Regions from separate parts of the Homo sapiens genome. Here region 1 is linked to region 2. Evidence: chromatin contacts called from ENCODE Hi-C or POLR2A ChIA-PET data. All regions are on one chromosome and are shown on one strand. The core of a region is the stretch at or near the end of the contact, and the rest is flanking DNA. Distances in the headings are between cores, read along the strand shown. Region 1 holds the start of GSK3B-DT (GSK3B divergent transcript). Region 2 holds the start of CCDC191 (coiled-coil domain containing 191).

Region 1 (4,193 bases), core at 1,053-3,552, 6.0 Mb after region 2:
TCATCCACAGATTAAGAACAAATATTATGTGTAGTCATACAAACAAGAAAAAAATGTTGGGAGGGTGGGACATTTAACGTCTCTATTAAGTATATCAAACTATGATAACCCCTGAGACCTAAAATATTCTCTCATTCCAAATTCCAAAAATTCTGCAAATGTGCATAATGGTTTAGTAATCAAATCTTGTCCTTCTCTTTATTCTAAAGGATGGGCAAGTAAACACTGTCATCACTACTTTAACGTGGAAACACTCGAGCACTTGATGAAACTGACTACCAACAGCAAGAAAAGTACAAGAAAGCAGTTTGAAATCGAATCATCCAAATAAATATCATATTATCTCAATTCAAGGTTAATGAGACCGGGGGAGGGGGTATGGGAGGAGTAAAAAGGGAGCTGCTTCATCCTTGACTGAAGATAGGTTTTGCCCTTTTCCATTGCCTGTTTATCAGGAGGTCTAATAATTTCAGATCCTGGTATTTCGAGGTTTCTTATTTTAAGGGCGAGGTGGAAAAGGGGTGTAAAATAAAACCAATACTCACTGCTAACTTTCATGCTGCCAAAAGCTGAAGGCTGCTGCACCGGCTTGCAGCTCTCCGCAAAGGAGGTGGTTCTGGGCCGCCCTGACATGATCACTCTCTTCGCGAATCACCTTTTCCTTCCTTCCTCCTTTTCTTCCTTTTGTCTTTATGTTGGGGTGTTAGGTTAACGATAAATGCAGCATTAAGTTCTCCCACAGAAGAAAAAGAAAAAGACTTCGTCCTCTTGGCTTTTCACTCCTTTTGTATACTATAAAAAACAAAACAAGCGATATATTTCTCCTTCAAGACAGATCGGCACGGATATTTAACATATAGATGATTTAGGACTTGGGAAAAAATACAATTCTTTCCCCTCCCTTTCCTGGGAGGAGAGAAAAGAGAGGGCAAATCCTAAAAAAATATGTATCACGTGAAACGGGGGCAAATACTTGATTGAAAATGAGTACTTCGAATATTATATTTTCCTCGGGGATTTTTTTTCCGAGTCAATGAAGAAGGGAAGCGGCGGAAGGATCACGAGTCTCACGCTTGAAGAGAAAGGGGGATGGGTAGGAGGGAGGGAGAGGGAGGGAGGGGGTGGCTCGGAGATGCGACGGGAAACGCTGCAGCTCCGGCAAGCCGCGGGATCCGGCGGGCTGACGGCAGGGGCCCGGCGAACTAGAGGGCGGCGGAGTCGCGAGTCAGTCAGAGGCGGGCGGTGGCGGTGGCGGCGGCTCCTCTCCTCATTGCGCCAGGAGCAGCTGCAGGCGGCGGCTGGATCCAGCGGCCATGGCGGTGGCGGAGGCAGCTCCCTTCAGACCCCAGGCAGCGGCTCCTCGACTGTTCCCCATTCGCCGGGGACATGGGAACCCGGCAACCGCTTCCGTCCCTCGGGGCCCCCTCCCCCGTCCGCGGCAACAGCTCGGCCGCCCTCCCGCCCCTCGGCTCTGCTCGGTGCCCGCTCAGGAAGTGTCCGCGCTTTGCCCCAGCCCAGAGCCCTGTCAGCGGCTGCGGGGCCGGCTCCTCCTCGCTTCCTTCCTTCCTTTGTCACTTGGCCCGGGCGGCGGCGGCGGCGGCGGCGGCACAAGCCCGCATTCGCCCGGGTCAGGAGCTGCTCTGTGTGAGGAGCGCTGTCTGCGCAGCCGCCTTGCACTTCCCCACTCCTCCTCCCCCCTCCTACTCGTCCTCCACCTCCTTCCTCCCCCACCCAGCCTTACACCGCCCAGCGCCCCGCCGCCCGCGTAACAGGCGTCTGGGAATCGCCGGCCGAGCCCCACGCTCGCCCGCTTCGGCTGGGAGCCGAAGCCCGAACGGAGCCAATCACGGACGTCGTTTGTTTGCGGCTCCTCCCGGAAAAAGCCGATCAGCCTGAGAAACCAATTAGAAAGTGACGCTGGGAAGCCACGCCCAAAGAGCGGAAAATGCCGAAGGTAGCCGAACGGAAAGGGTGAATTCGCCTTGTTCGGTGGCTGGCTGGAGGAGACATTCGACAATGGCAACAGTGGCCAATCAGAGTCGCCGGCCCTTACGAAGAGGCTTGAAGAGTTGAGGACGGTGAAACCCAGAGACGCTGGTGAAACTGCACGGCTGGGCGCCGCCGCCGCTTTGTGATTGGCTGGAAAACTCCGCTGGGAGCGTACCTCCTTCGGTGATTGGTGAAGAGAAGGGGGCTTCCGAGGACAGTCTGGCCAGTCAGGACTTCCCCTCCCTCTCCAAGGTGGGGAGAAGAAAGCGAAGGGAGGGCGTCTATAAAGCGCTGTCTCATTGGCCTGAAGCTTAGGCGCTGGAGTTGGGGCAAAAGGGAGAGGGAGGGAGCCCGAAACTCGCGGCGGCGGCCAATCGGCTCTCACTGCCGTCCAATCGCAAGACCTAGCTGCAGTGTGATTGGCCTTCGGCCCCGGTCCCAGGAGCGGGGAGATGCCTGACTCGGGTCGTGGCTGACGACCCGACGGTTCGCCTGCGGCCGCCTCCAACAACGGTGGAAACCGCACACAGGGACCGCGGGCCCTCGGTGCAGCAAATCGGAAAGTGCTGCGGTCGGCGGCCCTGGGCTCTGAGCGCTCAAGCGAGCAGAGGGGTGGAGGGGCTCTCCCCACCCACAGGAGGCTCTCGGCGGGGCGCAGCCAATTCTGCGCGCCCAAGGCTCCCCTCTGCCGTGGATCGCGTGTGCCGAGTGTTGGCCTCTTCCCCGAAAGGGCCAGACGGACCAAGGGGGCCTTCCCAGCCGGCTGCAAGCTCTCAGACGCTAAAATGGGAACAAAGCTTCCAGAAAGGCAGCGCCTTTGGGCGGCCGCGCCCCGCCCAGCCGCGGGGGCCATTGATACAGAGGCTTGCTGCGCTTGGTGTGCGCGGCCCGGCCGGGCCTCTGGAAACGCCCATGAGAAATGAGCTCATGCTGGATGCGCGCGCTCCTTGGGCGCAACTGCCCAGCGCAAAACGGGCCCCGAAAGCAGGTGAGGGGAAATGCCGTCAGGCCGGATATCCTGAAGCCTCCGAGGAAATGGGGGGGTCAGAGGAGCCCGTGGTAGCTTTGGATCTTTTGGAACTAGGGTGATCTATAAAAGTGCAGCTTGAGAAGATTTCATACATAAGACCAGCGTCCATTGTTCTACCATAGAACCAGTTCCTTTGGTCTGCTTTAGAACAGTGAGGTATGGCTACGTCAAGATAACAGAGAAAGTAGAACAGACAGTTGCCATCCTGATTGTAATCCAGTGGTGCCTGTAATTTCTACCTGCAGAGTCATCTCTTTCTGTTAAGATGCTGTCTCCAGAAAGCACATGTTAAAGGACCTATATTTGATCAGATTACCTGGCTCTTGCTTTGAAACACTGATGAAGGACTTGGGACAGAACAAAGTAAGCTTTGATGGAAGACAGGAAAGGTCTAGATAGTGTTTGCAGATTCAAATGGCTACAGAGGCCAGACAAGTAAAGCAAATGAGTGAGACTGGCCTTGTGTAAGACAATGGGGAATGATAGGGAAAATGGCAAATTGGAATATCCATGCCATAACTAAAAGGAACAGCTGCTCAACTCTAGCAGATTGTTGCCCTCAGGAATGTGGGTCCAGTGTTCTCAGATGTTCAATTTTTTTCCTCCCAAAAGAAACCCCAAAATTGGATTTTTGTGTGAAATCTCTGCATTTTTAAATGTTGGTAACCAAATTTTCAAACCCTGCAGGCCAACCTAAAAACATCCCTTGGCCAATGAGGCATTGGAAAAAGTGTTAATAATTGTTAGGGGCCCGATAGCAGTAGGAGGGTGAAAACAAAATGGTTTGGGACCTTAAATAATTGAAATGTATCTTTATTTATTTATTTATTTTTGAGACGGAGTTTCACTCTTGTTGCCCAGGCTGGAGTGCAGTGGCGCGATCTCGGCTCACCGCAACCTCCGCCTCCCCGATTCAAGTGATTCTCCTGCCTCAGCCTCCCAAGTAGTTGGGATCACAGGCATGTGCCACCATGCCAGCTACTTTTGTATTTTTAGTAGAGACGGGGTTTCTTCATGTTGGTCAGGCTGGTCTCGAACTCCCGACCTCAGGTGATCTGCCTGCCTCAGCCTCACAGAGTGTCAGGATTACAGGCGTAAGCCACCACACCGGGCCGGTTGAAATTTATCTTTAAAATAGTGCACCTTTAATCCTTTTTTTATTTCTGTGTGTATC
Region 2 (3,959 bases), core at 895-3,394:
CAGCACTTTGGGAGGCCAAGGCGGGCAGATCACAAGGTCAAGAGATCAAGACCATCCTGGCTAATACGGTGAAACCCCGTCTCTACTAAAAAAAAAATACAAAAAATTAACCAGGCGTGGTGGCGGGTGCCTGTAGTCCCAGCTACTCAGGAGGCTGAGGCAGGAGAATGGCGTGAACCCGAGAGGCGGAGCTTGCAGTGAGCCGAGATTGCACCACTGCGCTCCAGCCTGGGCGACAGAGCGAGACTCTGTCTCAAAAACAAACAAACAAACAAACAACAACAACAACAAAAACTGGGGAATGGGGCGAGGGTTAATCAATCTGACTTTTACTGTTTTACAAAGCAGAAAATATAAATTTCCACCCAGATCAGTCAGGTATTAATCTGAAATTAGAAGTAAAACTATCAGGACATTTCCTTTCTTCAACCTCTGAAACTCCCAGAAGCTTGCAGAATTCCCTCTAATAGTCACTTAACAAATAGAGTTATCTTCTTCACTAAAAATTCAGGTGTGTTTTTAAAATAAGGGGATATCCTGATGATTTGTCATTGGAGCACTAAATCTCTTTTGGTTTGGCGTTCCCAGTTCATGAATTGCTTCTTACTCAAATATACTCTTTAAAATAATAATAATAATAATAATAATAAAATAAGGGGATATCTAAACTAGCATACTGACACATGGAGGTGGGAAAAATATAATACTCTTTCACTTACCTAACACTTTACCTTCAAAGCATCTTACTGATAACTAACGCAGCTGTACTGCTTAATAATTTTGTCACTGCAACAAAGAAAGAGCTGATCTAATTAAAATACAACTGAACTTGAAGAAGCCCTATGTTTTTACCTTTTTTTCTCTAGGCAGTAATAATGAGCACTAGCAGCAAAAATCCTTCCTTTTGGAGTCCTAAGAAATTATTCTAAATTTTTACCTTTCATCATCAAGTCCATATCTATATCCTATCTTGGATCCAATACATTATGCAACTGATGTATTGAAATAGCAGCAGCCTCAGTTTCCAAGTCTCCCTGATGCTTCAGTCTGTGCCCTCTAGTATCTAGGGCAACATATTTGTCATGTGGAATATGTCCAATGCATTTAGCTGGTAAATTTAGAATAAATCGCAAGAACAATCGCCTGGGGCCCTCAAAAAGGCCACATACATCTACAGAATATTATTTAGGAAAGTATAACTTAAGGGTGAAAACAGCTGGTGAAACTGCTCTGTAGCTGAAAGCTGAGAAGCTTCTCCATTTTAGTACTCTCATTTAGATTTTAAGCATCTTTTTGGGGACTGTTAAAAAGGTAGTCTGTGGAAAGCACACGGTGCAACTGTGACTTTGCACATGTCACATATGTTTCAAGTTTAAAATGGGGTTATTATTTTTTTCTTATCTTCAGGTGCTAATGCATCCAAATGGGTGATAGATACGGAGAGAATCTATTTTTTGAAAGTTGGTTGAATTTAGAAATTACTATGTGAATCAAGTATTAATGTATTCAATATCCATTTGCACTCCTGAGTTTATTTAGATACTTTACGTAAAAGTGAAGGGGCAGGAATATAGGCAGGGTATTTAATGTGAAGCTCTCTCCCGTTAATAAAGATCAATTACCCCAAGATTTGCAAAAAAAAAAAAAGAGAGAGAAAAAGAAAGAAATGTGCGAGAAGTTTCCTAAAATTTAAGGTAGGGGGAACGGAGTTTGCAAACTCCTTTCACCCCGATGGGCATTAGCAGACACCTCCGGTTTTAGAAAAGCGTTACAAACAGTTCTTCCACGATGCTGCCCACCAAAGCCGTAATGTGCCCAGACCCCAGAGCTCCTAGAGCATTTCACTCAGGGTAATGCTGGCTTTGGGGCGGTCAAGGCAGGGGCGTGTCAGCTCAGGATGAAGAGGCAGGAAGCACAGACGGGCCGCGACTGGCTTCCTGACTGCGCCGCGCCTTGGGAAAGTCCCCGCCCTCCAAAGCTCTCGATTGGGATCACCTTGGGACTCGGCTTCCTTGTGAACCGTTTCCAGCGATTCAGCCCCATCCTTTTCTTTGAGAAGGACCTTCCCTGAGGCGCCAGGAGCATTTTCCAAGTTCGAGCCCGAACCTCGGCCAAAGCTGCAGCAACCGCCCTTCTGCCCGGGCTGCCTCCGGGTCACGCTGGGAATTGTAGTTCCTCCGCCCGCAAGGAAAGCAGGCATAGGACACCGTCGAACCACCACTCCCACGAGGCTCTGCGCAGGCCGCTCGCGTTGGCTCAGTTACCATAGCAACGGCAGAGGTCCCTCGCTCTTGCCGTCATCAAGGCTCGCTTGAATGTCGGCTTTGCTTTTTTTCTGGCGCCCAGTGATGACGCAGTACTCCCTGATTGGCTCTGCACTGGAGGCAGTGATTTTGGGGCAGAGAATTTTGCAACACGTGGTAGTGAACTGTGAGGAGTTTGAGGGGTCTGAAGACTGAAAGAGTCGAATGGTTTGTTGGCAGGTAAGTGCCCCTTTGCCCTGCTGGTGTGGGAGCTGCTAGAGATGGATGAGTCACGTCGCGTCCAGACGCTTCCTGGTTGTGTTGCAGTAACGGTGATTGTACTCCCGCCATGTCTCCTCTGCTTCCCTTTTCAGGGTGTCCTGGTGGATTGGTTTCTGTAAGTTCAGATTCTCATAAATCGTGTGAGCGTCGCCGACACCTCTGAGATAAAAGGGCCCCTTTCGACTAGCCTCTGCTGAAAGGTAGAGTTTTCAGGAAGTTTTTATTCCGAACTGCCCATGGGAGGGTGGGACCGTCTTCAATCTCTGAGCCAGGTGCCTAGGGAGGTCTGGGGCCATGGAGATGGCCCATGGAGCAAAGATAAATCCAGGCTTATTGGCTTAGCCGAGGTGTTTCCAGAGACAGCCCATTTAGGGGTGATAAATGGGCTTATAAAGCAGAGTAAAGATTTAGAACAGGAGTTTTGAATTCAACTACTTTGTGGCTATATGACCCTAGGCAACTTGTTTAATAACTCAGAGACCCTGTTTTCTCATGCAAAATGGGGACGATAATACCTGAATCACTGGAGTGTTGTAATGATTAAAAATAAATGTATGTGAAGCATTCTGCCAGGAAATGTAAACTAAAGTTGATTTGAAATTGGTGAAAATGAAGTTAGGGAAGCTATGCCCTCGGACTGTTGCAGCGATCCTAGGACCAGCTCTGTAACTGGTCTGTCTGAAAGGCGGTTGAATAAATTGTGCTCATACAAACTATGCAGTACCACGAAGTAGTTTTTTTCAAAAGGGTAAGTTAGCTTTATGTCTCTTCTTCAGGAAAGACGTCTAATGTTTATTCTTGAGAGAAAAGCAAATTGCAGAGAAGTGCATATATTATAGTATAATATGTTTCCATTTTTGTAAAAGCAAACCCTGACCAAAACACTCCCTCCCATATGCAAGTATGTTTAAATATTTGTATGAGAATGGAGAAAGATTGCAGAGACTGGGAGGATGGATTAGAGGCGGGAGGGAGAAAGGGAAAAGAAGAAGAACACTATAGCAAAATGGAAACTAAGATTATAATGTGCTTGTGTACCAGATGGAACTTCTAATAAGCTCCCAGCCTATTAGAGTACAGCGCTGAAAACTAGACTTCAATAATTAAAGTCCTTGCTCTGCCACTTACCAGCTGGGGATTTTATCAGCCTCAGTTTATCATACATAAAATGCAGATAATAATGGTATCTATATTATGCATTTGATCTGAGGATTAATGGAGTGAATATATAAAGAACAGTGCTTAATACATAGTAAATACCCGATAAATGTTAGTTGCTATTATTGTCTTTCTATATGTGAAATTAATTTAACTTTTATTGTGATTACTGACATTTGGAATTCTACCATCTTATTTTGTGTTTTCTATTTCTTTTTTTTGGTCTCTTTTCCTTTCTTGCCTTTTATTAGGTTAATTCATTTTTCTTTATCTTCC

Evidence for each region. A loop is a pair of places that touch in the nucleus more often than their neighbours do. ChIA-PET counts read pairs that join two places held with the same protein, here RNA polymerase II (POLR2A). Pooled maps may share reads with other maps.
Region 1: a loop to region 2 is called in a map of CD8-positive, alpha-beta T cell, with 14 times the contacts of the local background. The contact joins the promoter of GSK3B-DT here to the promoter of CCDC191 in region 2. A Hi-C loop is called at or near these places in 2 of 168 maps with a recorded cell type or tissue (CD8-positive, alpha-beta T cell and naive thymus-derived CD4-positive, alpha-beta T cell) and 11 of 50 pooled maps. POLR2A ChIA-PET finds 5 or more read pairs at or near these places in 1 of 52 experiments (PC-9).

Annotation. Positions count from the first base shown.
Region 1 is chr3:120,092,802-120,096,994 of GRCh38, forward strand. GSK3B-DT (GSK3B divergent transcript) reads left to right here and starts at 2,303. Exons shown (of 3, transcript NR_186629.1): 1 at 2,303-2,977. GSK3B (glycogen synthase kinase 3 beta) reads right to left here and starts at 1,646. Exons shown (of 11, transcript NM_001146156.2): 1 at 546-1,646. The coding sequence starts at 633. RefSeq lists enhancers at 1,825-2,234, 1,861-2,155, 2,435-2,754.
Region 2 is chr3:114,054,382-114,058,340 of GRCh38, forward strand. It overlaps CCDC191 (coiled-coil domain containing 191), which reads right to left and starts at 2,145. Exons shown (of 17, transcript NM_020817.2): 1 at 1,996-2,145. The coding sequence starts at 2,085. It overlaps QTRT2 (queuine tRNA-ribosyltransferase accessory subunit 2), which reads left to right and starts at 2,356. Exons shown (of 10, transcript NM_024638.4): 1 at 2,356-2,483; 2 at 2,618-2,725. RefSeq lists an enhancer at 1,887-2,296.